Linked DNA regions of Mus musculus: region 2 is linked to region 1. Evidence: chromatin loops called from intact Hi-C (ENCODE). Cell type or tissue: heart. All regions are shown on one strand. Each heading gives the region's core, and the rest is flanking DNA. Links, peaks and the distances in the headings are about the cores only. Region 1 has its middle 150 kb from the start of Gm36561. Region 2 has its middle 32 kb from the start of Gm36561.

Region 1 (16,337 bases), core at 9,102-11,601:
AAGCCCTGGGTAGCCATCAGCCATGGTGCAAAGTGGAAACAGACAGGAATGATAGATACCTAGGGAGAGCGGTTACAGCAATCAGAGGTCACACACAAGCAACTCCTGGTCAACACAAGCTCCTGATACCAGCTCCCGGGATGATGCTCAGTTGACTTCAGACTAGACAGAGTCTCAGTTATTTTCCTCCTCAACCGCATTGCACAGCAGCTGAGGCCTTGCTTTCAAGGCTGTGGGAAGGAAGCCAGGGCACCCTGTCCATTAGTATTTCAGGCAGCAGGTGTTGAGGTCTGCATTCCGTGTCGAGGGGTACTTTGCTCCGTGGAGATTGTGAACTCTTTGGCACGCCTGAATTGTTACTTTTCTATAGAAGAGCTTTATCCCAGCATGCTGGCATGCTAGCTAGCAAGTGGAGCATTTGTTCCCCTGGTTTCCCATGCGGTAGCTATTTATGTGTCTCCAAGGCAATTCTCACTACAATGCGGCATGTGCAGATTAGAAGTCCACGGTCAGGAAAGAATGAAGGCCCTGGAGGACCCATTCGATCAACGGACTGAGAATCAACATGAGCTAGAACAAAACAGACTGGAAGTTTTAACACCCACTGAACAAAGGTGAGAGCTATCTGGGTTTGCTTATTAAGATCCCATTTGCCCAAAATACACACATTACAGTAATGATTAGTCTTATAGTGAGTATAGTAGTTATTATGGGAAAACAAGCTTGAATTTTAAATCTGTGTTTCTAGCAGAGACTAGTCTAGTGGGCAGCTTTGTAGAAAATGTATTTTAATTGTTACTTTTCTAATAATTTAATTTATGATCCAAATTTAAATTATAGTCTACGACGCTAATGCTCATTGTCCAAGACACATGTAGTAGAGAGTGAATTTCCAAGATTCAAACTTACACATTCCAAAGTTTTCCAAACTCATTTTAAAGCATTTTCAGACAAGGTTTCTGGCTTTGCGATCTCTCTCTTTGGGCTGATTTTATATAAATGTGTGATATCCAGGAAGTGTCTGGGGAGCCTGCGGTGCACTTCTTTATATCTGCCTATGTACAAACGGAAGCCATATATTTTATTAGGCAACACCAAGGGCTTTATAAACACTGACATTTAACCATCCCAAGAACCCAAGGAGGTACGTTGCATTACTTTCATCTTACATAAAAGGAAACTGTCCCTTAGTCAAGCCAAATAATTCTCTGATGGTGGCGCTTTTCATCAGTTAGAGTGGTCTGTAAAATTCACCTACCTTTCACTACAAAAAAAGTATCTAAGGCTTGAGGATCGTCTTGGCTAGGGCTTAGCCCCCCCCCCCCCCCCCCCCCCCCGTTTAGCTGCTAGTAAGGTAATAAGAATTTTTCTTCTCTCCTTTTTATGCCTCACTAACTGCATATAGATGTTTTATTAATTTATCTGAACCGTAGACTTTTAACATCACAGTCCCACACGTGGTGTGGCATCAGCAGCTCAGATCTGTTTAAGGCCTCTCCGTGGTTCTAGGCTGAGGTCCATTTTGACACTTTCTATGGTGGATGCCACCAAAGATCTGCAGAGGCTTCTTCATGCTGAGCCCTGCTACTTCAGACTTACCCTGCACTCAACCTACTGCTCATATCTACATTTGCATTAGAGTCCAACCAAGAGACTAGTATGAACCTGGGGAAAGGAGGTGCTAGACACTTTCAATTGCTCTGTGCCTGGCGGCACTGTGTACAGTTGGGCACTTTGGGGAATTCCTCAGGGCTGGGCATTCAGGTTCTCTGGATGTAGGACGAGCCATCATGGTATTTTTTCCCTGAGTAACCATTGTTGGTGGTAACTATAGTAACCCCAAAGGAAATACAGTTTTTACGAAGAGTATACTCCCTTTAAATTATTTTATTTTATGAGTTTAGAAGTGCTGCCTACATGTATGCCTGTGTACCATGTATGTGCCTAGTGCCCACAGAGACCAGCAGTGGGCATCAGATTTCCTAGGACTGGCGTTAGTTGTCTATCACCCTGTGGGTGGTAGGAATTGAACACAGCTCCTCTGGAAGAACAGGTGGTTTTCGTAACTGCTGAAGTACATATAGTTTCAGGCCAAGGGTAGAGTGTGCTTGAAATAGGAAAATGTACATAAAATTTCCTTTCTGATGACTTTTTTTTTTCACTCTTTACTAATAAGACTTTTGTTACTCGGAAAATACGGGCACATCTTTCCTGAAGAGAATTAAGAATTAATAAATAGAAATGACTCTCCTGGACTTTCTTCACAACATGGAATTTCTTAAGAACTGAAAGACAGCCATAGCAGGGTCCCCCCTCAAGGGAACCTACCCCCCCCCCAATTTGGGCTCGGTGGACAATGTTAAAGATATAGCATTACTGATATCATTGCTGTAACATGGTAAAATACCATATTCTTAAAATAGCACTTTAAAGAGGAAGGAAATGGATTGTGTATATTTATCCCATGTTTGAATGCGTGATTATAACTTAATCTAAACTCATTCAAAATTACACACTGAACAGACATCCAGAATGAACTATTATGCTTTCTCCTAGTGTTACAGCTTCTCCTTAATTGAGTGCATTCACAAATAATTACTCATTTGCTGCCTTTTGGTGGCCCTCAGCAGTTTCATTGTTGGTGCGTTCTCAGACACTCAGATTTCCAGACAAATTTTCTTTGGCTAACTATGTTTAGCCTGAACGTGAGTCTGGAAAATGAGCTAGCCACTGCCCCTTCATTTGTCTTTAATTTGTTTATGTTTACTGTCGCCAGAGGCATCTGTGTCTTTAAGGCTTGTCACACTCAGTGGGCTATTTTCTGCAGTATCAGGTGCCCACAGTGCTATCCAGCAGGAACTGAAAGCAGCCAGGACTTCACTGCAGCCTTTTGTGAGAGGCCAAGGTCACGCTGTGCAGCAAAGCTTGGAGAATTCTTCCCAGCCTCAGGGTTCTTCAAAGCTCTGTCTATCGCAGACAGTTTCTCTGCCCCCACATCTTCTCCACCCCACGGCTCCCCCACTCTACTCCCTCCTGATACCACCAGTATGCTTTCTCTGCTTCTCTGATTTTCCTTCTTGTGGGTCTCTGCCCGTCCTGACGGTATGAAGTGCAGGCCTCCACAGGCTTTGTACCACTAGGCATCTAGTCAGGGAACCAAGCAAGGGCTGAGAGAGAGCAATGGGAGTTAACTGTCTAAGAAATGGGAAGGAAAACAGGTACCAGGGATAGTAAGTATAGAAAGTGCCTGCTACCCAGAAAGTCGAGTGTCACAATGCACAGTGCCAAAGAGCACTCTGTCTGTTACTTTTACTGGGGAGAAGTTAAAGTGACCTGTATATCCCAAAAGGAGCAATGACAGTAGACCCAAGAAACTAGTCCATCCAAGAGTAGTTTAGCGAACCAGAGTTTACTGGGGCTACGTACACGTGATCAGTTTCTTCTAACAACAAGGTGACTCTAAGGCACCTGTGTTAGTGAGTCACCCCAGTGCAGGTAACTCACAGGAGCTCCCTCTCCTTAGCTCTGTGCACAATTTGCAGGCAGGTCTGCTAGTCAGAGAGTCTGCTCTCTCTGGAGGTCCTTACTGCTTCTATAACCTCGGGGAGGAACCTTTGAGTCTTGTAACTTTCAGGAACTTCCTGAGTTGTCTACCTTTGAATTTTAAGTGTCTCTCCCCTCCCCTCTGAAGGAAACCCGTCTGTAGCCATCAAGGACACATTTCCAGCTCTTCTGAAGATCCTTTGGGACATTAACAAAGCATGTTCAAATTTGGCTTGTGCTGCCTCAGAAACAGAAAATGAAATAATAATAATAACAATAATAATAAAACCATTCAGTGCTGTGTGTTTTCACTTTCTTTTTTGGGTGTGTGTGTGTGTGTTTTCACTTTCAATGGTTATGATGGTTAATCTTGATTATTGTCTAGACAGCATTTAGTGTCTCCCAGAAGACACGTCTGGGCTAGTCCATTAGAGTGCTTCCATAGAGGTTCTACTAAGGTCGGATGACACGCTCTGAGTGTGGGTGGTGTCTTCCCATGGGCTAGGTTCCCTGAAAAAGATAGTGGAGCATCAGACACAGCACTCTACTTGCTGACTGCAGACATGATCTGAGAGCTGCCTCGTGCCTCTGCTGCTGCAAGTATAGCCACACTGGGGTCATGATAGATTGTACCCTCAGTCTGTGGCCAACGTAGACTCTCCCTTCCTTCCTCAACTTGATTCTGTCAGGTACTTTATCCCAGCAATTGACTAGTGCAGTGGGGAACAGTCAAATTTTCCATACCTCAGGACCATGGATTTGTATTTTACCCAGTTTGTCCCCCATGCTAAAGTTCCCTATCAGGAAGTATCTGAAATCCTATTGCTTCATGCACATGTGCTCTGTTTAGCAAAACAAGATACACATAGTAGGCCAGTGCGGTAGAGTGTGAAATTGTCAAGGCATCCAGACCTCTGTGGGGCACTCACCCCAAGGACTAAAGACAGGGCAGAGTTCTGAGGGAAAAAAGGCAAAGGCTCAGTGCTGGCCCTGTAGGGAAGCAAGCACGACACCAGCACTCCTTGCCCTGAATCAGTGCTAAGGAAACAGCACCTGTCTGGTTAATGATTGCTTTCTCGTGCCTGGGCTTGTGCATACATACTCATACAAGGTAGATATGTTTGCATACTGTAAAAATTCCAGCAACGGGGAGGCTGAGGCAGGGGGAATGACAAGTTTTAGGTACCTGGGATATATAATGAGCTTCATGGAAGCCAGTACAAAATAGGAAGGCTCTCTGTCAAAAAGACACATAAGCAAACACACAGAGATTATATCCAAAAAAGCCACTGCCATAGAAGCCACAATATTATTCATTTCATAATTTCAAATTATTCTCCTAGATCCACAAACACTGTGCCCAAGCTGAGCATTTAGCCTAAATGGGGAACAGCACCAATTTCTGAATCTTTCAAGAGATGACACTAAATTCTGCCGTGGATTTTATCAGAGACAAAGACAGGGATGCAGCTGTGTAGCTAGGACACTAGTCTTATGAAATACTTAGAACACGGGACAAGCTATCTCAGCGTTTCCAATTGACTAGAGCTTTGAAACATTCTCTAACCTGTTCTCAATAGACCCTCGTTTCTATTGGTGGAGTGTAGAGTAGGATTGTAGGAATCTGGCAGCTTAGAGGGGCCAGGTGCCTCTGAAGCATGCTGAGGTCCCCCCACATCCAGGGCACATCTCTGATAAATTAATTTGAGTTTCTTTGTGAGAAATTTAAAAGGTTTCCTGGAAGAATAGACAACTGGTCTAGGGCAGTCGCCTCCCTCCAGAGTCTGAAACTTCATTTGAAAGCCTCAGTTCATGAATTCACATAGGTTGGGAACCTCAGTGAGAAGCCATTACTCCCCCAACCCCCCACCACTATAGTAGCCTTAAGCCTTTTTAGAGGAAATTTCATTTTAGCTGACTATTGATTCATCCCTAGGTAATATTTATCAATTAGCAATTACCCAAGGACTATGAAGTATAAGCAATTCTGCCTTAAAAAAATGGAAACTTCTAATACATACAACAAATTGGATTAAACTGGAGAATATACCAACAGAAATAAACCGAACACAAAAATATACCATCTAATCCATACTAGACTCTTTTAAAAAATCTAAATTCATAGAAATAGAGTGACATTGGGTTCCTAGGAGCTTGTGGGGCATGGGAGGGGGTTGGGTGATTAATGTTGGTCAAAGAAAGCTGACCTTAAGTTATGAGTAAGCTCAGGAATCATATGATATGAATTTTTATTATAAGAGATTAAGGAGCAAATAAAGGACTGGAGAGATGGCTCAGTGGTAAAGAGGCCTGCTGTGCAAGCTTGACAACCTGAGCTTCATGCCTAGAGCCCACATGGTAGAAAGAGAACCAACTTCACACACACGCACACGCACACACACACACACACTTTTTAAATCACCTACGGTATTGGAAAGCATACTTCTTAGTTTGGGGGTATTTTTAGAGACAGTTGGCTTATGAACATTCCAACATAATCAATGGATCAATCCTTTGATGGATTCATAACATCGGGGTATTACTGGGAGGGGGCAAAGAGTAGGAGATGGGCCTGTGCAAGTAGTGTCCTACACTGAACTCTACTGCATGGGTTGCTTACTTGCTTACCTGCTTGCTTGCTTACTTCTTACCTGCTTGCTTGCTTACCTGCTTACCTGCTTGCTTGCTTACTTGCCTGCCAGCTGTGAAATGATCAGCTTTCCTCTGTGACACAATGTTCTGCCCAAGCATCTGGAGCCAAGCTACCATAAGCAAAACCATCTACAGCTGTGAGCCAAAACAAATTTTCCTTCCTCAAACTGTTCGTGTCAGGTGTTTAGCAACAGCCACCACAAGAAACTACTGTACAGGTTGGTGACACTACGGCAGATAATGATATGTGGTGTACTTGAGGTTTTATAATTAATGGTACTCAAGCATTCCCACCCCACACATTACAATCTAAACCTTGAGTTGACAGATAATCTATCCTGATTGTGGAGAGAACCAACGTTTTCCCTTGATAGATATTTCAAAACACTATCTTGAATACTCTAAATATATAGATCAGTCAACTACAACTTAATAAAGTCATAAAATATTTAAGTCATCATCAACAGCAAAGAGACAGGGAAGATTCTGTTCTGATCGCTAAGAGATCACTGATAGCTTTGCAGTGCTTGAGTCAGGGGGTTCTCAACCTCATGCCTGGCTCATACATAGGAAGGGAGCCTCCATGATGCATTACAAAGGCATGGCTACTTTTTTAAGTGACTGTGCTTCTTAGCAACTCAATAGAGGGTTGTTTTTTTCTGAGCCCTTCCCATGGCTACACCTGGTGAACAAGCTCAAAGTTTAGGTATGATATGATCCGTTGACAGTCTGACTTCCCTCAATCTGTGTTATTTCTTCTGTTTCATCTCATCCTCAGTGCCGTCCTGCTATTTTCAGACCTTTCAAATGCCAGCTTCCTTCAAAGACAACAACTATCTTCCAGTTGAAACAAGTCATGTTCCAGCTGTAGTGGTTTAAATGAGAGTGGATCCCATAGGCTCATGTGTTTGAGTGCTTAGTCACCAAGGAATGGGACTGACTGAGAATGATTAGAAGGCTTAGGAGGTGTGGCCTGTTGGAGGTGCTGTGGCCCTGTGCTTGTGTCTACATCAGACCTCCTCCTTCACCTCTGTTGGAGATACAGCTCTGCCTCTGGTTCCTCTAGCTATGTGCACTGTTCAAGGTAGGGGCAGCTCCAGATAGCATCACACCCCTCCCAGTACACGGCATCTCTCAGTATAGATTAGTATAGTATAGTATAGTCTTCCATTACTAAAGTTTTCTCTATTATTTAGAGTGTTTTTAAATCACATTTTTCTTTGTCACATACATGTACCGGAACAGCTGGACCATCATCTGTAGGATCATGTGTTCATTATTGTCACATGGACATAAACATTATTGTGACTACAGAAGTTGTTAAATAACTTAGGAAAAGTAGGCACACACACACACATATATATATATGTGTGTGTGTGTGTGTGTGTGTGTGTGTATGCTTACACATGTGAGGGGTAACTGTATACAGGTGACCACATGTGTGTGCTTGTGTGTGAGGTAAGAGGTTGACACCATCCTCCTCAGTCACAACCATGCTCTATATTATCTGTTAAGGCAAGCTCTCATCTGAGCTCACAGCTCACAGCTTCAGCTGGTCTAGCCAGCTACTTTGCCTCAGTAATCCCTTGTCTCCATCTCCCTGACTGTGAGATTATACACACTGCCATGGCTGCCCAGGTTTTATATGGTGCTGGGGATCCAAACTCTGGTCCCCCCATTTGTGTTGCAAAAGCTTTTATTCACTGGGCCAAATTTAATGAGAAAGAAGTAAAACCCCAAAGATCTTTGTTTTTGAAACTTCTGCAGTCAAGGTACAGAAACATCATAAAAATACAATGTAGTTCTGAAACTTCCATTTCCCGTGAGTCTCCTGGGGGAAATACACTGTGAAACGAACTGCCCAGAATCAGACAAGGAGTGAGTGTGTTGAACCAACTCAGTGCAGCATAAGAAGCCCACCCCACCCCTGAATTCAATTCTTCTGATGTATTATTCCATACTAGTCTGGATAAATGCCTTTCTGCCCCTGGCCCCCAATCTCAGGTGACCACTGTCAATTTGCCTAATGCAGTTTTTGAAGTTTGCTTAAGCCACTTGTTTGAATTAGGAATCATGGGCCATTCTTTTTTCACTCAGTGAGCCTGTTCAATACTCTCCTTAGAGGCAGGCCATAGAGCTGATGACAGCTCAGATGGTGGCATGCTGCCTGCAGGGCACAGAGCCCTGGTGTCCACCCTCAGCACCACGTGCACCAGGTGTGACAGTGCCTAACATAATTCCAGAACTTGAGAGGTGAACTGAGAGGATTAGAGGGTCAAGGTTATCTCCAGCTACATTCAAATCTGAGGCTGTCCTAGGATATGTGAGACACTCTCCCTCTGAAACATGCTATACACAGATACCAGGAACATAGATATACATACAGACATATACATGTATGTGTACATGTGTGTGTGTGTGTGTGTGTGTGTGTGTGTGTGTGTATGTGTGTATTTTTGAAAAGGGGCAGTCCATTATGGAGATTGACAGAACAAGACTGATTTAAATTATAAGTCAGGGTGAGGTGGTCAGAGGTGAGAGGGTAGCATGAACAGTGGTGTCTTTGTATGCTTACCCAGTGGAAGGTAAAGTTTTCTATAAGAAGTTTCTATGTTTCGTGGAAATATAGAAATGTATACAGGTGTTATTGTTACTTGGGTAATTGTGGTTGGCCCAAATTTTCAGCTCTTATACCAATCAAGTTTCGCATCTGTTTCTAAACCTTAAATTGTGCTGTTTTTTTTTTTTGTTTTCTGGTGTTTTGTTTTGTTTTGTATTTTTCCTTCAGGAGCTCAGGTTAATGTGCATTTCAGCCATTCGTATGTAAATGAGAGGCTCTTTCAAAAGTCACTGGGCGTTGGCCTTTGCTCATCTTCCACTTGCCAACAACAGGAACAGGAAGGGATGTTTGGTCTTCTGATGGCGTTGCATGGAGAGAGTGAGTCTCAGTGGGTTTCATAATGTCGGGACAGAGAAGGAGTGAATGCCTGCACAGGCTAAATGCCACAAATGCTCTAAGCAAAGGAAGGTGCTGGAAGATCCTGACTATTCAGACAAAGGTTCTTGTTCTTCAGTGTGTATGTACATGTAGGTGGGTATGTGTGTGTTGGGTGGGTAATGTATACAGGTATACACACATGTCAATGCATGTGCATATGTGTGTTTACATGTGTATATGTATGTTCATATGTAGGGAATGAGTATGTACAGATGCATGCATGTGTGCATGCTTATGTGTGCTTTGGGGGTGTGTGGGTAAGTATACACAGGTACAGAAACATGTGTGCATGATATATGTGCATGTATATATGTATGTTTGCACAGGCTGGGGGAGGGTAACTGTATACAGGTGACCACATGTGTGTGCTTGTGTGTGGAGGTAAGAGATTGACACTGTCCTCCTCAATCATGACCATGATCTATATTATATTTTAAGATAAACGCTCATCTGAGCTCACGGCTCACTGCTTCAGCTGGTCTAGCCATCTACCTTGTCTCAGGAGTCCCTTGTCTCCATCTATCTTGCTCTGAGAACATGGACACACTCATACCTCTCCTGTCCAGGTTTTATGTGGTGCTGCGGATCCAAACTCTGGTCCTTCCATTTGTATTGCAAGAGCTTTTATTCACTGTGCCGTCTATTGAACCTCTGGGTTCTTTTGGAAGTACAGCTCATCCTGATCTACAGAAGCACTAGAAGAGAATTCTCAGATTTCCTTAAAGACAGCATCAGCCATTTAGTACAGACAAACTAAATTTAATGCTATATATAACATTTAGCTCCATTGGACCCCAAACCCTGGGTTTGTAGTGTAATGCTGAGTATCCCCACTGTTTGCTGGTCCACAGAACTAAACAGTCCCCAAGGCAACACCTTTAGACTCTCCTAGACTTCTCTGTGTTTTATTTACCCACATCTCTCATGGTTGGCAGCTCCTACCACCATTCCACACATCCATAGAAACATTAGAAATGCCCACAGTGTGATTCTTGCCCCTGATCAAAATTCCATTCAAATTAAAACCAGGGGTGTAGACTTTTTCCTAACCAAAATTAACTTTGCAACTGTGTTATCCAGATGTAGGATGTCTTTGACAGTTGTTTATGGAGTGTACACAAGTCCAGCTTTGGGAAACAGACACTTGCTTTGGCGGGTGATTGCCAGTGTGCTTGGGTAGATGTTTCTGCAATGCTTCCTGGAAATCTGGACATCAGATTGACTCATAGGATAAATTTGTTTGGTTCTTGGCCAATCATTGTCCTGCTAATCACTCCCTTCCCCCTCCCCCACCATTATTTCTCACATCTTGAATTTTTATTGTGCTCAACTAAGACACAGCCATTGTCCAGGGTAGTATTGTGGCATTTCAAGTTACATAGCCTAAGAATGAGGTGTTTGAGGGAGTTAATTACAAGTCTTTGCATGGTTCTGAAGTTCCATGATCACCTTATAGGAAAGAGGAGAAATGTATGTCTTCCATGGTTGCTCTTGCACTGATGTGTTTGTAGACCACATCAAAAGTCATTTAACGTCTTCTTGTTATTTATTTAGTTTATGCCTTCAGTGACGTATAATAAATTAATAATCACATAGGACTCCATTTTCCCTTAATCCAGCTTTGCAAAGTCAGACTGAGTCTGTGTCACATGAAGAGGATTCTAAGAGTGTGATGAGTGGAGATGTTACTATATTGGTGTTTTGTTTAATTTCCTGTGTCTTAGATGGAATAGCCATTACAAAGTATCATATGAAGAGTGGCTGGAAGAGCATAATAATTTTCCCTCCTGGCTCTGGAAGATAGAGATTCAAGAGCAAGCTGTCAGCAGACCGTTTCCTTATGACAGCTGTCTTCATGTCTTACAGATGTCTGTTACCCTGTTTGACTGAGGCCTGCAAAGTGACTCGGAACAGGACAACTTGCCTGCCACCTTTCTGTCTCTCCTTGTAGTGGCAAGAACCCCGTAACAAGGGCCCCATCTCCCACAGCTTTCATGGTCAGGCCTAAGGTTTCATCGTATGAGTTCAGTTGAGGGAGTGACTGAGGTCAGAACAGCCTGCTCCGTCACTGTGTAAGAACCAATGTTTTCTTCCCAGCTTGCACATGTAGTTCAGACATGCTCTCTAGGTATGAGAGCCTTCTGGTGACTCGGTATGTCTTATCTATGGATATGAACGCCTCAGCTATGAGCTATGTTGTCTCATGAGGCAACTCTCTCCCTTTTGGGAATATCTGCACCGAGTCTCAGATTCTGCCACCTCTTTGAAACTCCCTTCACGCCCAGTTCTCACTGATTCGATCTTCCCTAGGGATGTGAGCATGCCAGAGCTTTGCTGGGGTCTGAATGGCGTCTGGAGTAAATATGAGTTGATCTAATATGGTAGTTACTATCCTTTAAAATCACTCATGCAGAAAAAGAAATCACTGTAATTTCAACCAAATCAATTAGTTGATTCGGTAATTTTATTTTCTGCTAACATGCCTTCTCCCAACCCCCACATATTAAATGATCTCTTTTACCATAAACTATTTTTGCTATATTTAGAAATGTAACTCAAAATAAAACTTAGAATATTCTGTTAGCAAGGTTGTGTCCTCAGTCCTGTGACCCACATATTTAGTTACAAAAATTCCTTGGTGTTTAAACATGTGTCTCCTCTTAGATCAGATGTGCTGTCAGTGTGCTTGGTACCTGAGCAACAGCAGCAGGGTGGGCAAAAACATCGGGTGGTACGGATGGCTCATAGGTGAAGAGTGCTTTCTGCCAGGCCTGAGAACCTGGGTTTGGTTCCTAGGATCCTTGTGATACAAGGAGAGAATTAAGTCCCTCAGGTTGCTCTCTGACCAGCTCTGCCCCCCTAAAACCTGAGTAAACCAGAAACTTTGGAGTGGTGCTTTAATAATGGTGGTGGTGGTGGTGGTGGTGATGATGATGATGATAAATGAGTTTTAACAATCCTTCCCTGATTTTTCCAATGAATTCTAAGACCAGAACAGCATGGTTCTGGAATGTGAGCTTCACAGAGGCTCTTGTTCATCAACAAATTTCTGACACCTTGAATAAGTGTTGTACTTTCAATAGTCACTGGAGAAATGAACAAACGCATATTTTGTCAGCACATTGCAGAAAGAACTTAGGAATGGATCCTGTAAATTTACAAAGACAAGAAGCGAGAGCACCAGCAGCTCTTTCCAATGAGAATACTCGCATGCAAGGGTAGTTTGGTGGATAGAGAAAGGATGAACGGCATGGTAAAACAGCATTTCAAAGACAGAGAAACACTCCTTTTTTCGAACCTGGGCTGCAGGATGGTGGGGCGCACCTGGGCTACAGGATGGTGGAGTATACCTGGCTTCCTCAGGGAAGTCCAATGTAGGTAATATGTGGATTTAGCTTCTAGACAGCACTCAGGGCTGGAGATATGATTCAGCTGCTAAGAGCACCTACTGCTCTTCCAGAGGATGAGAGTTCAGTTCCAAGCTCCCATGTCAGGAGGCTCACAACCACCTTTATAACTCCAGCTCTGAAGGGATGGAACCCAACACCTTCTGCTTCAGCTGGTGCTTGCACTCACACGTGCAAACTTAGAGACATACGTACACATGCAATTAAAAATAAACATTAAAACAAACAAGAGGTAGATATGACATGCAGAAAGAAAAGACAGCAGAAAGAGAGCAATGCAGGGTGCACGGTCCAACAAGGGGCCCCAGCGCATTGACCTTAATTGCGACTGTGATCCAGTTCTAAGTCTGTGGGACTACAAGAGCTGAATTCACAGAGGAGGGCCTAGACAGAAATATCCTGGAAGTGTATGAGGAGCGCCCAGGCCGCGCCCTTGCTAGTGCTCTGGCCTTTCAGGAGGTAGCCTTCTTAAGACGGAAGGATCCAGACTGTGAAAGACTGGCACCGAATGCTCTCCCGCCATGTCAGTACCTCCTATCGGTAATTCCCACCTCTCCACTTTCAGGGCATCTTTTGTGAATCTCCTAAGTTTATGTTAGCCCTCAGGTACCTCTACCCTTTTCTTTTTCTAGTCCTAGTAGAAGACATTGTGTTTTCTGCAGTAGTTTCCCAGCCCCAGTGTCATTCTTTTCTCTGCATTTCATGGAAGTTGTTAGGCAGATGGGGTCAGATAAGCTGGCTTCATCAGTGTAGGTTCAATCTTCGTTCCAATCTAAGTGTCCGATAGGAGGTGCTTTGTTTTCCTAGAAGATAAAGTAGGCAGGTGCCTCTCTGTGCTTTATGTGAGCAACCATATGTGACTGTTGCTAAATATAGAAGTTCTTATGAAGTATAAGATTCGGCAGAAAATGCAAGGATTTTCTGGAACCTAAATTATTGCAGGGAGCTTTGAAAGATTCAGCGGTCATTTATCCCTTCGGACATATCTTAAGTGTTTCTTGAATAAATTATTTAAGAAGAACAATTTATGAAAATAATGTGAGTAACATGCTGTTGGCTGTATGAATCTTTATGTCACGGATCATAATTTCATATGCAGTAGAAATCGTCACATAGATTTTTTTGCCTTAAATATATTGTTTCTTAGATATTTTGTTCTTTTTATATCATCAATTATTCTTGTTTTCCTAAATCCTATCATGAACATAACAAGGGTACAGATAATAAATGTTTGTATTTGGCTAAGTGCACACTTTTCGGCTCTTGTGCTGCTCAGAAACAAAGGTTTTGAGGCAAACACACTCGCCCCCTCTTCATGGTTACATTGTTGTGCCTGCTCACAGACAAACCGTAGTTAGCATGATAAGCCCTGGAAAAACCAAAGCTATTGTTTCTTCCTTGTGTGAGAAGTGGCCAGGGTTTCTAAGCTTAAGGAAGGCAATAAATCAAACAAATGAGTGCCAGAGTTTCATTGGGAAGAGATTTCGTTAAAAGAGAGCAATGTGGCCTTGTTCCACTCCAATATTGGCCCTTCTCCCCGACCAGGGTTCGGTTAGCAAAAGATGAAGGAGAAAATATGGTAGTCAGGTTATCCCATGCCCTTTCAGAGAGGTCTCTTCACTTACTGTAACCTTCTCAATCCTGTTTCTGTTAAACAAAACAAAAACAAACAAAACCACAGTTTGGTTCCACGAGGTGTGAAAGAAGGAGAAGTTCTCTCTGGAGAAATCAAGCCAATTAAACATCATAAATGACCAAGTCAGGTAAAGGTCCAAGTAAGAGTCCCCATGCTAGACTGTCCAGATGGATGCATAATGCAGCCTATATGCCAGGGAAAACCACAGCTGTTTATAAACGCGTCTGATGACAGATGTTCGTTTCCAACAGAGACCCTCTCCAATGAACCAATGAGACTGTTTAATTGAAGTTTAACATGAAAGCAGCTGAAATTTAATAATAGAACAGAGCTTTAAAGGACTCTGAGCGCTCTCTTCGCATGCACCCTCACTCTCCAAATGTATTTTTACTGTATATTAGCTGGAGTTAATTATCACCAGATGTGCGAGTATGAATTCCACATACTTGGTCTCACCATCATCTTTGCATCCCATGTGGCAGAGAACTTTCCACTCGAAATTGAATTGCCCCTATGTATGTATATATGTGAGCAGATAAGAGAAACTGGTATAGATACAGAACTCAATAGGGCTCTGGATCATATCCGTATTTCCAAGAAATAACTGATACCCACAGGATGCTTTCTATGTTTGATTTCTTTTGAAAATAATAAAATCCTCTTATCCATTTGCAGAAGCTGGGCCACATGGTTTTTTTCCCCCTTGGAATTCACAAAATTCTTCACAACCTAGAGCTGTTCTGATGTGACAAATGAGGACTCTATTTCACGAAGCCTTAGCCCTGTCCTGCACATAAATCCCATGGGGGCCGTCAGATCTCAGCTGGAAGCAGGATGTTCTAGAGCTGACAGGACATCTGAAGAGTCTTTGATCCAGACCTCTCATTCCTGGCCAGATAAACTCTAAGAGATACAAGGCCGATGTAGCTGTGCAAACAGTTTGTGCAGTGTGGTCTCTGTGCTGCTTTTACTAGAGCAGCTTTCACACCTGGACAATACATTTATTCATTTAAAAGCCATATTCATGTGGTTTCATGTAATTTAACAGGAGAAGCCATTTGTAGACTAGAAGGAAAATAATAAGCTATCACTTTATAGAGATATAAAGATGGATATACTCTACTCTGAAACAAGTCTGCAAATGTACCCTACTCTGAGATGAGTCTTCATTGAGTTGTCAGTGTTGACCTCCATGCCACAGGCTTCCAGGTTCCTATTTGCTAAGCTACCTTATTGTGCACATTGCTAACCTCCTACCTTGAAAATGTTCCCATTATTTTTCTGCTCATTGAAAAATATCTTCTCCATAAACTTCAATCAACTGGTGATAAACGTCGCAAGGGAGCTACATGTCCGGTAATCACAGACACATTGTCTGGAGAGCACACATGTGAGACAGCAGTCATTTGAACCGAGGTTCTCCAAGTCACACGGAGTTACAGCTGACTCCCTTAAACAGTAGATGTTTGCCACAGATCATCAAACCATGAGCAAATACCCCCACACGCTGGAGGCTTTCAGTTCTGAATTGCCCCAGTTTGCCTTTTAGTAAACTATATTTCCAATGGGCTCAGACATAAAGATGAGAAAATGCCTTCACAAGTTTTTGTGGGCTGCTGACAGTTGACTTCTCTGGGTTTCTTTTGCTCCATAGCATAGCTGCTCTCTTTAATCTCTTCACCAAAGCACTTAGGGATCGTTTCTTCTTGATTTCCTATAAATTTGATAGTTAAGCTAAATCATTGATTATTGTTCTTCTTTGGGTTGCCCAAAACCAACATTATTACCATCGTTACTACAATGTTCACACTACATGTGTACTTCTGGGTTTTATTGTGCTTGGAGTGAATGCCTGTCCTTGTGAGCGACCTGTCTTCCCTCACCCCTTTGGCTTATCTCTGCTATGAGATCCAGGTCCAGCCATGTTGGCTTTAGACTCTTACCATAACGCTAGAGCTTCTGGGTAACTGGATTGGTTTGTGGACAAAAGACACTCAATTTGAGGAGTTCTGCCTAACACAGGACATAGCACATATAGAAGAATCTACACATGGAAGCCATTGCCATAGTTAGCACTGGGATTACCGACCAACAAGAAGGC
Region 2 (16,337 bases), core at 6,211-8,710, 110 kb after region 1:
GCTGATACCTACTCATCGCCATGGTTAGCGATATATGGCCCAACTGAGAAGTTTCAAATCAATGGGAGAATCTGAATAAGACAGGGGAGAAAGGGCGGACAGCACCTGGGGTGACTGGGGAGGTACTCTCCATATACACATTCACAAACACGTGCACCAAACACATGCAAATATATACATGCATAAACACGTATGCAGACATAAAAGAGGAATAATTCAGTTAGGGTGACTGTTGACTTGGTGTGGAGATTGTGACACTAAGCTAGTCAGTAGGTAACAAAGCTTCTACCCCTGAACTTTCCATAACTTTCTTTGGATAACAGGAAGTGAGGGTATACTGCAAGAGGAAAAAAAAAATCAACTTACAATTTTCATGATAAAAAAATCTGCATATGAAAGAAATTGAAACACGCAGTAAGAATACACAGAAGGAACAGATGGCGTGTGGTGCACACACAGCTAAGGCACTGAATGATGTTATCTGCACAGTTTACAGATCGCTGTGGCCTCTGTCATCTCCTCTGGCCCCAGCAGCAAACCTCTGAGCAAGGAGCCATCTTCAACAGCAGTGAAGCCATTATTGGGGGAAATCAAAAGCTTTCGGGATTTGGGTTCAAATTCTGTTCTTCTCAGGCATTCATTTAGTCTCGCAATATGTAATGTCTGTTTCTCATTGCCAGGAACTAACGGTGAGAATTAATAATGGTAGGGAATAAAACTGAAATGGTCCCCGTGATGGTGATATCAGCAGCCATCCTAACAGGGTCTAGATTCACTTAGAAGGAAAACCTCTGGGCATGTCTGTGAAGAACCTAAAGATGGAGTTATCTGAGGTAGGAAGACCCACCCTAAATATGAGTTGGCACCACCCCATTGGCTAGTCTCCAGTGCTGTACAGGAAGGAGAAAATGAGCTGCCCATCAGCATTCATTAAACTCTGGTCCCTGACTGTGAATCCATGTGATCACACACCTCAATCTCTTACAGTGACTCCTTCCCCTCCATCATGGACTGTACCCTCAAATGGTGAACCACAATAGACCCTTTCTCAAACCGTGGACCGCATAGACTCTTCCTCAAACAGTGAACTACAATGGACCCTTCCTCTCTTAAGTTGCTTCTATTGGGCATTTTTGTCAAAGAAATTGGAAACATAACTAATGTAGTCACTATAAGGAGAGCTTCTGTCAAAAGGACCTGAGACAATCAGCTTACAAAAACCAAGGTTAATGTAGCTGTTAGTATTCTCATGCTAATTAATCCCCCCTCCCCCCCTCACACACACACACACACACACACACACACACACACACACACACACACACAAACTGTTTGCAGTGTCCTGACCCCAGTTGGTTCTGATTGGTAATTAAAGAGGCCAACAGCCAATGGCTGGGCAAGGATGCAGAGGCGGGACTTTAGGATTCCTGGGCAAGGGACACAGGAAAGGGAAGAAAAGAGAGAGAGCCACCATGCTGGGGAAGGAAGAGAGACCCTCGCCAGAGAAGATTCTTTACAGTGATATAACTGCCATGTAGGAGGGGGGAAAAGTGGTCCCAAGAGCCCCCACACACACACACACACACTATATGCTGCTTAAGGCATATCCAAATATAAAGGTTGTGTGTGTGCATATGTGTATTTCACTTGGGAACCCAGAACATTGGGGCGGGTAGTAAGGAACTTGTGCCACTGCCACTGAGATCAATTTGAGTACTGTTAATTGGGTTCTGCTACAGATTTATTCTAGTTCCCACTGTTGTGGTTACAGTCTACGATTGAGTAGTCCTGTTGCTTTGAGCTTCAGGGACATCCCTCTCGTTATCTAAAGATTCCCCTTGGGCTACTCCTCCTAAAGAGTCTACTACCTTGCCCCTGCATCAGTGCCATCTTGGGGAAGGTCCTTTAACACAGAGACCTTTGGATGACAATCAAGAACCAAACCAGAACATCTGCCTTGCATCTTGTATGTCGTGAAAGATTTCAGAGAACAAATGAAGTAACCATGATGCACAGCAATTGAGTCTGTGGTGTAAAAAAAACATGGGGCCCAGAAAAAATGACCAGCATGAAGCTCAAAGTGGGAAGAGGGAAACGTGATCAAAAAAGTGTTTCCAGAAGAAGAAACCTCTAATGTGGATGGAATAAAAACAAGAGCTGGGAAAGCATGACCTGCCTGAGAGGTGGGAAGGCCATCAAGGGGGGGGGGAGGAATAGAATGTGGCTGTCCAGTGGCCATTGGTGAGGCTAGGCTCCTCAATGCCTACTGCACCTTTAACAATAATTGAGCTGCCAGTTGTGAGTATCCAAAGGCCTTCCAGCAGTGCTGATGGTAGGAGATGCTATTGATGCATGCAGTTGTCAAGGGTGATTTGTGTAACTTCACTTCATAGGCTTACTGAGGAGAATGCTCTGGTGGTGCACGCAGATCTAGCAGCCTTCCTTCCATACATAGTTGTGTTGAATTATCAGAGATTTTACGTGAGTCCCAGAGATTGTTGATGGGCAAGTTTATACCCTGAAAGATCAGGAAAAGCCCAAAGATGAACTCTCAGTTGTTCTGTAGAGTGTAGCATGTTTTAGAGCACTGTCTCAAACAGCCAAAGGAGATCAGGAGTTTAGCCTGATTCAATTATAAGCACTAAAAACAGGCAAACAAACAAACAAAAATACTAGCCAACAAATCTGCTAATCAACTGACCAAACAACCAGCCAAACAACCAAACAACCAGCCAACCAACGAACTATCCAACCAACCAACCAACCAACCAACCAACCAACCAACCAACCAGCCAGCCAGCCAGCCAACCAACCAACCAACCAGAAGATAACCAACAGGGATAACCAAGTCCTTCTAGGAAGCAGTACAAAGCTGAACTGGAACACAGATCTGTGAGCTTTAAAGGGAAGCCGAGGTTGAATCATGGAATGCTTCCAGACTATCTTTCCTAAGTGAGTGTTCAGGCTACACACCACCAGCCTGACCTTTCAAGTACTTATTTAGAGTCCAGGGAAAACTGTCCACCCCCAGTCAAGGACCTGTGCTTGACATGTAGACCCTGTCTTAAAGGCACAAAACAGAGAAAAGTTTGGTTGGTTTTTTTTTTTCCAGTCATGCCACCCTCTTGGGGGAAATGTACTCTGAGAAAAGAAAATGGTCCCTTCCTGGAGCAGCTCTGGAAATGTGTAATATCAGACCACACGAGTCACTTTAGCCTCAGTTTCACCAAAGTCGAAACTTACCAGGAACGTGAGCAAGCCAGGAAACACGAAAGCTCTTCGAGATCCTGGTCATTGTCTTTGCCTCTTGCCCAACCCCTCCATCACTCAACGATGCTCCGACTGCCTTCAGGGAACTCCACAAACCTCTTCTACTCTTCTCCAGCTTCCCAACATGTATGCTGATGCCTCCACCTCATCTTTCCATCCCATTCCATTCCAGAAGCTTCCTTTAAGTTACTTCTGCCCTCTGCTGAGAATGCATGCATTCTTAGGTGTGTGTGTGGGGGGGGGCATGGTGTATATGACCAAATACATTAGACCTTGTAAATCCATATTCTTTGGGTGGTTTTTAATACACCCAGATGATCACCATTCTCCAAAACTATGGCCGGCCCTCATACCAGTGACTTCCTATCTCTGGTGTCTGTACAGAGTCTGCTCACACTTTCCATGAACTCAGGCTGCACAGGAAAGGATAAGCCACTTGACTGTAAGATATTGAAGGGCACTTGAGGCTGGGTTTCACACTGGTGAAGTTATACTAGTCTGTTGTTTAAACTACCTACCCCTCAGTTACTTAGTGTTGTGAACCTAATGTGATAGATTAACTTCTATATAACCACCAGTTGGTGGGTGGTTAATTCTTCAACTTTTTTTTTTTTTTTTTTTTTTTGGTTTTTCAAGACAGGGTTTCTCTGTATAGCCCTGGCTGTCCTGGAACTCACTTTGTAGACTAGGCTGGCCTCGAACTCAGAAATCCGCCTGACTCTGCCTCCCAAGTGCTAGGATTAAAGAATTGTTCAACTTTTTAAATCCTGTTAAAAACCCTTTCATGGTCCACTAAGCAGCATTCGTTGGCAAGTGCAATGTGAGACCCATTACCAGGAAGTAAGTTAAATTCTGCCACAGTGGTGACAAAATCAGTCCCCTGTCTCTCCCCAGTCACATTATCCCAATGCAAAGGCAGCAGAGACCTCCAATGGGTCAGGTCTGAAGGCAGGTCTGAATGCTACTGCCTGCACAGCACTGGTAAATTCACCTCTGGATCATGGTTAATCTGCCTCTTAAAAAGAAAGTGTAATGTTGGTGGCTGCTTTCAGAACTCCAGGTGGGGTCACTAAGTATCTGCATATGGTCCAAAAAGAGCTCACTGCATAATTAGGAGAGAACATGGCTTGTTTCTTCTGTCAGTCCTGGGACTAGAGCTTGAGGTTCTCTCTATCCCTGCCTTGAACAAACCCCAATCCATTCCAAAGCCATCTCCCATGTCCGTCCATCCCTTCTTGATGCCATGGGTCGTGAAAGCGTGTTACCGGGCACAGGTTCAGAATCGCAGTGTCTCTGTACTTCTAAGGCATTAGGGAATAAAACTTGGCCAGAGAACATGGTTTGTTCTTGCTTGAACCAGGAAGTGAAAGAGCTGCTTCCCTCACCATTTTCTTCTGCGTGGCAGAGCACTTGTTTAGCTCCTGTAGGGCCCTGGGTTCGGTCCCCTGCGCTGGAAACAGAGCAAAAGGCAGGCGGCAGGTATACGTCAGGCTGTGGGAAGTCTCTGAGGGGAGGTTAGCTCGTCTCCTGGTTCAGAGGCTTCAGCTCTTTTTTCTTTTTCTTTTTTGGTTTTTTGGTTTTTCGAGACAGGGTTTCTCTGTGTAGCCCCGGCTGTCCTGGAACTCACTTTGTAGACCAGGCTGGCCTCGAACTCAGAAATCTGCCTGCCTCTGCCTCCCGAGTGCTGGGATTAAAGGCATGCGCCACCACGCCCGGCTCGGCTTCAGCTCTTCCAGCGGACATTTTAGTTCTTTGCAGTCCCTTGTTTGAGGCTTCCTGTCCTTGCCTGTGTAGAAATTTCCAACCATAAGTCTATTTTTGTTGCTACTTCATAACTGTAATTTTGCTACTGAGCAGTGCCTCAGTTACTAAGACTGTTGGAAATATATGCTTTCTTTTGTTTATTAGATATTTTCTTTATTTAAATTTCAAATGTTATCCCCTTTCCTGGTTTCCCCTCTGAAAACCCCCTCTCCCCTCCTCCCTCCCCCTGCTCACCAACCCACCCACTTTCTGATAGTCACAACCCACAGGTTGAGAACCACTGCGTGAGACCTTTCCCCTGACTCTTCTATGGCCTGACTTTTTATAACCTTATTCTTTGCTTCTCTATGATGTATTTCCTTCACTTGGATTATATTTAAGTATTTCTTATTTCAAAAGGCTAAACAAATACAAAAAAAAAAAACCTTCCCTGTGATTCTAGAGTTCTTCCTTGTATCCAATACTCTTTTGTGATTACAAAGGCGAGTCTAATATTGCCTCTAGGCCAAGATACACATAAGCTGAATAAGTTGGAATTCATACCTGGAAGTGTTTGTGGGAAATCCCTCTTCCCATGTTCAGTGCATCACACTGTGAGCCAGTTCCTTCTCTCATACAGAAGAGATAATAAATATCTGCTTCTAGCTCAAGGAAGCCTCACAGAGCTCTGACTGTCTCCCGTGGAGTCCATATCAGGGGACAATGGAGAGTAAGGTTCAGGGGACAATGGAGAGTAAGACTCTGGGGTATTGGCTTCTGTTGCTTCTGCTCACACCTGGTGGTCACATGACCCTAACCTAACAGTAAGAACAAAGAAGGCTGAAAATGTATCTGGGGTGTGTTTCTCTCAGGAAGACAGAACTATGAGGAATGTGCGACGCTGATGTAAGGCAGTGTGGCTTATATTATCATTTCAAACAGCGTTTATTTTTGCTACTATTCTTAAGACACAGCATGCTTCTGCACACACGCAGACATCGCTATCTTCTCTGGTTCCTAAGCACAGAGCAATGGGCAGACATTCTGCAAAGGTTTGAGTCACCATTTGATTCATCGGTTAAATGACTGAGTACTTATTCACTGAGTGAGTGAATGAATGAATGGTTGATTATCTATCATAGTTAAAGTCAGGTACTACTGGCTAACACTAGCATCTCCCAAATGAATGCTTCTGATGGGAGATACTTCTTTATAGGCTCCTAATCCTTCTACCTTTCTCTGGGATACTCACCGTCTTTCATTTTAGACTATTGTTTCAAGTAGTTTCACATAACAAGCCACCACCAACAAGGTAGGCATCATATCTCCTTCCAGAATGTTTACACGCACCACCTTGTAAAGTGGACAAACAGCTCTAAAGCCAAGAGCTAGCTTGTCTTCCATTGGACATAATGAGGATTGCGTCTCACTCAAGAGCAAACCAAAGCATTCTTGCTGCTCCCTCTTAAGATCCACCGACCAAAGCTTACAATTCCTCTCCTTTGGTGCAAGTGTTATTGAGAAATAATTTTGTGGTCTCACTATGAAAAACCTACAGACCAAGTTCCAACAGTGGTCCCTGCTTTTGCTGACACAATTGGCCTTCACCTCTGGGCCAGCATTCTTGCCTTCCTCTGGGCCCCGTGACGTCAGCTATAAATAGAGTGCAACCTCAGGGCCTTCACATTCCTTCACCACTCCCTGCACAAAATAGTTTGTCCTGCTTCTCAGTTAGGGCCCTCATCTAACTTTTTCTGGGTTTGCTCCACAGGGCCTTCATATCCAAAGATAAAATTCAGCCTCCAAAAAAAGAATGGTTTGCAAATCTCTGCTAGTTTTGATCCCATTTCTCAGATAAGTATACAAGCAGTTTCCTATATTTATTTATTCCATGCCCCCACAAATCATGTTGTTAATGATAATAAAACTTATCATACTGATGATAATTCTACATTTTTATGATGGGAGTCAAAAGCTGTTGCTATCATTATTTTTCCCCAACCAGAAGTTCAGAGACTCCTATTCTCAAAAGCCCAGAAGGTATTTTTAGCTGGCATTGTGAGTAGAGTGATCTAACATATGAGACGTTCTGCTGGTAGGTAGTATTCCAAGCAGTTTGGGATGTTTCAGAATGTCCTTCTGCCTCCTCTTTGTTCCAGAGAAGCCAAGGATCCGCTGGAGTGCAGGTGTGTCTGGATCCCGTTTCCTTGAAGGGGAACAGGCCTGGGCCAGAAGCCAGTGGCAGCACTTTTTCCAATTATCTAAAGGAATGAGCCGATGGAATGGTAGAACATTTGAGAAGCCAGATCAAAGCGATGCATTAATGCATGGGTTTGTCCCGCTCCGGCTTCGCTTATCCACCTACCAGTTTGTCTTTTGCTAAGAATCGCCCACTGGGGCACCCAACAATCAAGAGGGGCGAGGACATATTTATGAAGACACAAATGAGTTTTCCATCAGAATACATCTGTGCAGACTTCATCTCTGAAATTCTCTATCTTCCTCCTTCCACTCCAAATCTCTCAGCATCACGTAGAATTATTCCTTGGAAGGAAGATCATAGTGTCTTAACGGAGATGGAAGGCTACAAGCTCTGACTGATGGTCCCACACACAGCAGGGCGGGGCAAATGAACTGAATTTTCTCCGCTGCTGCCAAACATGGCTGGGGGCACTGTGACTTCTGCTGGCTGCGTCTTTATAATAGAGAAATGATTTCCTTCCACTTAATGGAAGATGTTTAATGGATTCATCTATTTGTTAATTTCCAGCAAGGACGATGTTGTTTTCCTGAAGGAAATTCAATCAAATCAGCTATTAAAACCTAGTGCTTTGGATATCGTAGAAAAACATTTTCTCTTTTCGTTTCAAATAAGAAGTGTGAATGTGTACTATCAAACAAAAAAGACACAAAAGGGAGTAGCCAGTTTAATTTTCCAGAGATTAGGTTTTGAAAATGTAGCTTTCTTTTTAAAGGCAAAAACAAAAACATGTTTCTGTCAACATCTTTTGTTGCTTCACGTCACCAGAAAATGAACAGGCATTTACAATACTCAAATTGTGGAGACAGGCTTTTCAGACTCAGTAAGAAATTATACATATGCAGCCTCAGATGCACGCGGCTGCTCAGCCACAGGGAGCCTCTGCCTTCCTGCGGGGGTGGGGGTGGGGGTGACAGGGGGGTTGGCGGGGGGGGGGGGGGGTTGGGGGGGGGGGTTGGTCCAGGCTCTCAGCAAGCCCAGCTCCTCTCTGGTTCTAGAAGATAATCAGGGTTTTGATGTGACTCAAGGTTGCAGCTTGAGAAAGGATGGCAAAATTCTGTGAAGAAGTTCAAACACAAATCTCTCATAAAATTTAATGCGAGAGCACTGGGCGAGCCTCCCCACTCCTGCTGTTGCCAGCTTTGCACACTGATTCAGTGTGACAGATGTGCATGGGATACAGAGTGTGATGTGGACAGAGGATAAGATCTTCAGTCTTTCTCTAAAGCTCAAAAGATATTATTACTTGGTTTACCCCCCCCCCAGCCCAGTTTGGATTTTCTGGGGTTCTTTCTTCCCTTTACAACTGCTGTTTAGTATGTATTATTTGGGTGGTTATTGTTTATTTCATCTATTTATTTATTCATTCACTTATTTGCTTATTTACTTTGGAAACAGATCTCACTATATGGCCCTGGCTGGACTAGAACCTGCAATTTAGCCCAGGCTGATGGCGAACACAGAGATGCTCCTGCCTCTGTAGACCATCACACATGGCTCATTGCTTATTTCTGTATATTTAGTATAGAAGGACTGAAACATGTAAAAAATACCAGAAAGAAAACCCCAATTGAATACATGTAGGCTTAATAACAATCATTAAATCTCTAAGCAATTGTTCAGGGGCTGGGGCCTCAAACTCCAGACACTGCAAACCTCACCACAGATCACTTCCTGACTCATCCAGTCATCTGCATTTTGGGCTGTTTGCTCCCCAGCACACTCCCAACACACAGCTTCCGAGGAAAAGTTCAGCCCTCCCTGTGTAGGGAAAGTCATTCAAGCTGTGTGGCCCTCCAGGACTCCAACGCTGCCCTTCAGCACTGATCTGCCCGAGGTGAAGACTCCAGGCTCCTCCTGACTGGTGGCTTGAGCCAGTCATCTTCCATCCATATTAAGATTGCTTTCTGTCCAGAGATTTGTCATAAGTTTGCCTCTTATGGTGACTAGAGTTCAAGATCTTGCCTGTGTCTCTAATTCCTTCTTTGTCACCATGGACAGACAGGTACAAACACAGAGCTGTCCCAACTCCATGCCCCACTGTGAGTTTGGCTCTAAACAGACGGTGGTGCCAGACATGAGAGGTGAGCAGGTGGCTGGGCTCTCTGCTCTTGGATAGAGATCAAGTGGAGCTTGTCTTGGCCATGAGATTTTCATCCTCTGCCAACCTTAGGAGGCATCTCTCAAGTATCTGCCCACTGTAGCTTCACTGCTCCCTCGTTACTCACCAGCTCCTTTGCTGGGTCAAAAACCAGGAGTTTTTCCTTAGCACCCAAGCCTAGCACATCAGTTTGGATCAGCACTGTCTACAGCATTTCCCTATGACTGGGCATGCTCCACAAGACCCAGGTCACAATGGATTTGACTATTGATGCTCTAGTCAAAGTGGCAAGGAAATAGAATCAGCCTAGATGTCCATCAGCAGACGAATGGATAAAGAAAATGTAGGACATAGACACGTAATGGAATTCAACCATAAAAATTAATGAAATTTCCAGGAAAATGGACTGAGTGGAAGGAAAGAGAGCGGGGAGGGAGGGGAAAGGAAGGAAGGAAGGAGGGCCAAAAGGAAGAAGTTGGGAAGAGAAGGATAGGGTAAAAAAGGAAATGTTAGGTTAGGAAAGGGAAGGGAAAGGAGGGTGGGAAGAAAGGGGAAGGGTGGGGAGAGAAGGAAGAAATTCAGGTAGGCAGCAGGCAGGTGGCAGGCAGGTGGCAGGCAGGTGGCAGGCAGCCTTCTACTTAGGCAGCCCAGCTTTAAGCATAATCAACCTCTGACAAAAGATGTGATTCGCTTCTGACTTCACCGCTGTCTCCCAGACTTCTTCAGTTACCCAAGGCAGCCTTTCCGTGGTAACACTTTTCTGGCCTTCACTTATCCTTACAAACTAGCTGTAGCAAAGGCTGCTCCTCCCTATGACAGGTCTCCTTTGGATCAGTTCCCCTTACCCTGGCAAAGCTGCTGTGCCAAGGAAGGAGCAGACAGGAGGAAGCAGGAGCAAGCCCTGGTTGGTACCATCTGCCACTCCGATGCCACTGATTAAACAGCACTCTGTGCTCTCCCAGCCTTTGAGAGCAAGGGGATAATGTTTTAGCCTAAGAGCAATGCAGAATTCACCTGTCCAGCCAGAAACTCACCTGCAGAATAGGGGCTTTTCTTTAAAAACTAGGACTGCCTTTGTCTCCCAGCAATGCGCAGCAGCAGTAGCAGCAGCAATGTGTGTCCATAGCTGACTTTGGGCATGTTCATACATCACTGCTGTGTGAGAGACAAGACCTTCACCCTGTAGTAACACAATCAAAAGACCATTGCATGTAAAAACAGCTTTAATACAGGATCCCATAGAAACAGCATCACTGTGGAGAGGTGAAGGCACTGACCCCAGCCTCAAGGGTATATTTATAAAAAAAAACATACAAAAATGTTATCTTACAAATATAGCACATTAGATCATAGCTCAACTTTCTGCTTATTGGTGAGTCCCTAGGTATCTTTAGCTGGCTATTGTTTCACCATATGTCTGAATGCTGCAGACTCATTCCAGATGACTATCCTGCCACCATGTTGTCTAAGCCCTTATATGGCCTCTGTGGTCTGAGTGTGGAGATCCAAGGCTTACTGATATCAGGTGTCTTCCTCTATTACCTTATTTACTGAGAGGCAGGGTCTCTCAGTCAAACCCAGAGCTCACTGATCAGGCTAGTCTTGTGAGACAGATTGCTTGATGGATGCTGTTTCTGCCTTCTAAGTGGTGGAATTATACACGAGCCACTACACCTGCCTGGCATTTCTGTAGCTTCTAGACATCAGAATTCTACCAGCCATAGGATGTGGGGAGCATGGGGGAAGGAAAGAACAGAGCAGATGGGAAATTTGTGTGAAAATGACTTGATGAAATGATTCCTTCCTGTGATTAATTAAAAAATAATGAAAGAAGTAGCCGCTCACTGAGATGACCCCACTGTAAAACTGGGAGAGAGCCAAACCTACCAGATGCACTGGCCATGGCAGAGAATCCTGTCACCCAGGAGGCAGAGTGATTCCTCTCCAGTATGAAAGCTCAACCTCCCATTCAAAGTTGCTGCAATAGGTAAACATGAATGATAAGAATTCAGATGTCCAGGGGCTGGAGAGGGGCTCAGTGGTTGAGAGCTTGCTGCTTTTGTAGAGGACCCGGGTTCCGTCCCAGCAGCCACACAGCAGCACACAACCATCTGCAAGTCTTTTTTCCAAAGGTCCCAATACTCTCTGGCCTCTGAGGGTACCATTGCTGTGCCAGGAAGCATTTGTGAACCCCCAAAAGACCACCAATTAGCTGTCTCTAGTGTAATAGCATTAGAGTCTCTTTACTACAAGCTCAAGCTCGGGCTCTCCTCCAACCCAACCCTGACACAGCAGGACAGGAAGGGAAGGCAGAGCAGCCTCGAACCCTCAGCAGGACAAGGTTTTATAGGGACCGGGAGTAAGTGAGGCGGTGCCCAGCCTGGCAAGCATCTGACTGAGTGTCTGCTGTAAGCTGATAGGTGGGTGCTCTGAAGCAAGAGCGTGAACAATCACAAAGGGTCTGGAAGTGTATCACAAACAATCAGACTAATCTTGATTGACTGTTGCTAAGAAGTAGCCAGGGAGTAATTCTGGAATATGGGCCAAGGACAAGCCATGGGGTCCCTTCCTGGTACTTGGGTGCAGCTTGGGTTCTGCTGCAGGTCAAGGTCTCTGGCTTTTTTTTCTTTAAGATGGATGGAGGCTGATCCCAAGATGGAGTACGTTTGATCTCTCACCATACACACATGGTGCACATCCATATCTGCAGGCCAAGCCTTCATGCACATACAATGAATTTCTTTAAAAGTTAAAAGTACATATGGAAAACTTATCAATGATCTCAACAGAGATGAAAATAAACAGATTAATGAAGTCACGAACTATATCCCAGACCCAAGGGGAAGCTAGCAGCATGGCGGGGAAGCTGGAGCTCCAGGGAGAAGCCAGCAGCATGGCCATGGTGGGGAAGCTGGAGGTCCAGGGAGAAGCCAGCAGCATGGCTATGGTAGGGAAGCTGGAGACCCTGGAAAAAGCTAACAGCATAGCAGGGAAGCTGGAGACCCAGGGAGAAGCCAGCAACATAGCAGGAATGCCAGCAAAGTAGATGAGGGATGGCAACATTTCAATTAGGAAACTGAAATTTTGATAAACTAGGAGTCAACTAACTCTCTAAACTGTTCTCTGACCTCCACATGCATGCATGTGCTATCATGCATAGGTCTGTAATAGAATGTGCACACATGTACACACACACATGCACACACACACAAAGAACCAGTGAAAAGAAGGCAGCCAACCTCACTTGTCATGAAGAAAATGGAATTGGAGGCGAGATGTCCCTTTCATAAGCAAAATAATTAGAAAAGGGTTATACTGCTGTCCCCAAAGAGGAGAAAACCTACCCCAAATAGCTGGAAATAAACATTGCAGCCAGCTCCATACCCAAATACCGTTGGGAGAGAGCTGGTCTCCCAGGAGCACTGACTCACCTGTGAGGACAGTGTGACTTCTGCTCAAATTCCTGGCCCAAGAGGGACCCATCCTGAACCATCAGGACACAGGAACCAAGGAACAGCCAGGGACAGAAACCTTCTAGTTTCTCTTTGTGCCCCGAGCTGACCAGGTGCCACAGATGTCCATATTCAAATTCCTCCTGGAGAGAAATGGTCTCCTGGGAGTTCTAACACACAGGTTTGCAGGAAGGGCAAGCCACAGTCAGAGACAGCAAGACCAGCTAACACCAGAGATAACCATATGGGGAGAGGCAAGGGGAAGAACATAAGCAACAGAAACCAAGGCTGCTTGGCATCATCAGAACCCAGTTCTCCCACCACAGTGAGACCAGAATACCCCAGTACACCAGAAAAGTAAGACTCTGACTTAAAATCACATCTCATGGTGATGATAGAGGACTTTAATAAATAACTAACTCCCTTAAAGAAATACAGGAGAGCACAGGTAAACAGGTAGAAACCATTAAAAAGGAAACACAAAAATCCCTTAAAGAATTGCAGGAAAACACAACCAAACAGGTGAAGGAATTGAACAAAACCATCCAGGATCTAAAACTGGAAATGAAAACAATAAAGAAATCACAAAGGGAGACAACCCTGGAGATAGGAAACCTAGGAAAGAGATCCAGAGTCATAGATGCAAGCATCACCAACAGAATACTGCCGGCTCCTTGCCAGCACGTTCAGGAAAGAGGAGAGAGGCCCAATCCCACCAGAGTCCCTCTGAAGCTGAGTGAAATGGCAAATGTAGATGGCCTGAAAGACACACACCGAGCCGGGAGTTTTATTGAAGCAGGAACTCAACTTTAGGGCATCAGCCTCTTGATTATTGTCTTAGTCAGGGTTTCTATTCCTGCACAAACATCATGACCAAGAAGCAAGTTGGGGAGGAAAGGGTTTATTCGGCTTACACTTCCATACTGCTGTTCATCACCAAGGAAGTCAGGACTGGAACTCAAGCAGGTCAGGAAGCAGGAGCTGATGCAGAGGCCATGGAGGGATGTTCTTTACTGGCTTGCTTCCCCTGGCTTGCTCAGCCTGCTCTCTTATAAAACCAAGACTACCAGCCCAGAGATGGTCCCACCCACAAGGGGCCTTTCCCCCTTGATCTAATTGAGAAAATGCCTTACAGTTATATCTCACGGAGGCATTTCCTCAACTGAAGCTCCTTTCTCTGTGATAACTCCAGCTGTGTCAAGTTGACACTTAACTAGCCAGTACAATTATATACAATCGGAACATAGGGAGGGGGATTTTTGGTAGGGTAAAATGACACAGGAGGCAGGGAAGGGTGACAGAGGGTATGGAGTGACTGGCAGGGCCAATGGCAAGCTTCTACATTAACAATGGTGGGGCAGAGGCAGGGCCAAACAGGACTTGCTGAGTCATCCCGATATGGAAGTGACTGAGACAGGTCTCAAAACTCAATCCAGGCTTAGGTTTGTCCTCAAGGCCCAAACCAGGACCCAAATGGGGCCCAACAGAATACAAGAGATAGAAGAGAGAATCTCAGGTGCAGAAGATAACATAGAAAACATTGACACAACAGTCAAAGAAAACACAAAAAGCTCCTAACCCAAAACATCCAGGAAATCCAAGACACAATGAGAAGACCAAACCTAAGGATGATAGGTATAGAAGAGAGTGAAGATTCTCACCTTAAAGGGCCAATAAATATCTTCAACAAAATTATAGAAGAAAACTTTCCTAACCTAAAGAAAGAGATGTATGTATGTTTACATACAAGAATCCTACAGAACTCCAGATAGACTGGATCAGAAAAGAAACTCCTTCTGTTACATAATAGTCAAAACACCAAATGCACTAAACAAAGAAAGAATATTAAAAGCAGTAAGGGAAAAAGGTCAAGTAACATATAAAGGCAGACCTATCAGAATTACACCAGACTTCTCATCAGATGAAAGCCAGAAGATCCTGGGCAGATGTTATTCAGACCCTAAGAGAACACAAATGCTAGCACAGGCTACTACACCCAGCAAAACTCTCAATTGCCATAGATGGAGAAACCAAGATATTCCAAGACAAAACCAAATTTATACAATATCTTTCCACAAATCCAGCCCTACCTACAAAGGATAATAGATGGAAAACACCAACATAAGGAAGGAAACTACACCCTAACAAAAGCAAGAAAGTAACTTTCTTTCAACAAACCCAAAAGAAGATATCCACACAATCATAAAAAATAACATCAAAAACAAAAGGAAGCAACAATCACTATCCCTTAATATCTCTTAACATCGATGGACTCAGTTCCCCAATAAAAAGACATAGACTAACAGACTAGATAAGTAAACAGGACCCAACATTTTGCTGCATACAGGAAATGCACCTCAGTGTCAAAAACAGAGACTATCTCAGAGTAAAGGTCTGGAAAACAATTTTCCAAACAAATGATCCCAAGAGACAAGCTGGAGTAGCCATTCTAATATGGAATAAAAGCAAGGAAGAATACTTCATACTCATCAAATGAAAAAAATCTACCAAGAAGAATTCTCAATTCTGAATATCTATGCTCCAAATGCAAGGAAATTCACATTCATAAAACAAATTCTACTAAAGCTCAAGCACACATTGCACCTCACACAGTAATAGTGGGTGACTTCAACACCTCACTCTCATCAATGGACAAATCATGGAAACACAAACTAGACAGAGACACATTGAAACTAAAATAAGTTCTGGACCAAATGGATTTAATGGATATCTATAGAACATTTCATCCTAAAAACAAAAGAATATACCTTCTTCACAGCACCTCATGGTACCTTCTCCAAAACTGACCATATAATCTGTCACAAAACAGGCCTCAAGAGATACAAGATTGAAATAATCCTGTGCATCCTATCAGATCACCAAAGACTAAGGCTGATCTTCAATAGCAACAAAAACAACAGAAAGCCCACATATACATGAAAGCTGAACAATGTCCTACTCAATGATAATCTAGTCAAGAAAGAAAGAAATAAAGAAATTAAAGAATTTTTAGAGTTTAATGAAAATGAAGGTACAACATACCCAAACTTATGGGACACAAATGAAAGCAGTGCTAAGAGGAAAACTCAGCTCTGAGTGCCTCTAAAAAGAATCTGCAGAGAGCATATAATAGCAGGACAGGACACCTGAAAGTTCTAGAACAAAAAAGAAGCAAATACACCCAAGAGGATTGAAGGCAGGAAATAATCAAACTAGGGGCTGAAATCAACCAAGTAGAAACAAAAAGGACTATACAAAGAATCATCAAAACCAGGAGCTGGTTCTTTGAGAAAAACAACAAGATAGATAAACCCTTAGCCAGACTAAGCAGAGGGCAGATAGACAGTATCCAAATTAACAAAATCAGAAACGAAAAGGGAGATATAACAACAGAAATTGAGGACATTAAAAAAAAAAGAAACATTCTACTTACTACAAAAGCCTATATTCAACAAAACTGGAAAATCTGGATGAAATGGACAACTTTCTAGACAGATACCAAATACCAAAG

The links. A loop is a pair of places that touch in the nucleus more often than their neighbours do. Peaks named below come from ENCODE experiments on the same cell type or tissue, not always from the same donor. Only the 100,000 strongest peaks of a DNase experiment are listed, where the experiment ranks them.
Region 2: a loop joins it to region 1, with 2.2 times the contacts of the local background. A loop is called at or near these places in 2 of 42 quality-filtered maps.

The regions. Positions count from the first base shown.
Region 1 is chr1:189,171,966-189,188,302 of GRCm38, reverse strand. No RefSeq gene overlaps it. Among named protein-coding and RNA genes, the nearest start is that of Gm36561, 150 kb to the right of the region's middle. RefSeq lists an enhancer at 1-1,029. In heart, for the core only: no CTCF peak of the experiment used is centred there; a DNase peak (open chromatin) is centred at 10,352.
Region 2 is chr1:189,058,710-189,075,046 of GRCm38, reverse strand. No RefSeq gene overlaps it. Among named protein-coding and RNA genes, the nearest start is that of Gm36561, 32 kb to the right of the region's middle. In heart, for the core only: no CTCF peak of the experiment used is centred there; a DNase peak (open chromatin) is centred at 7,246; H3K27ac peaks cover 1,431 bases.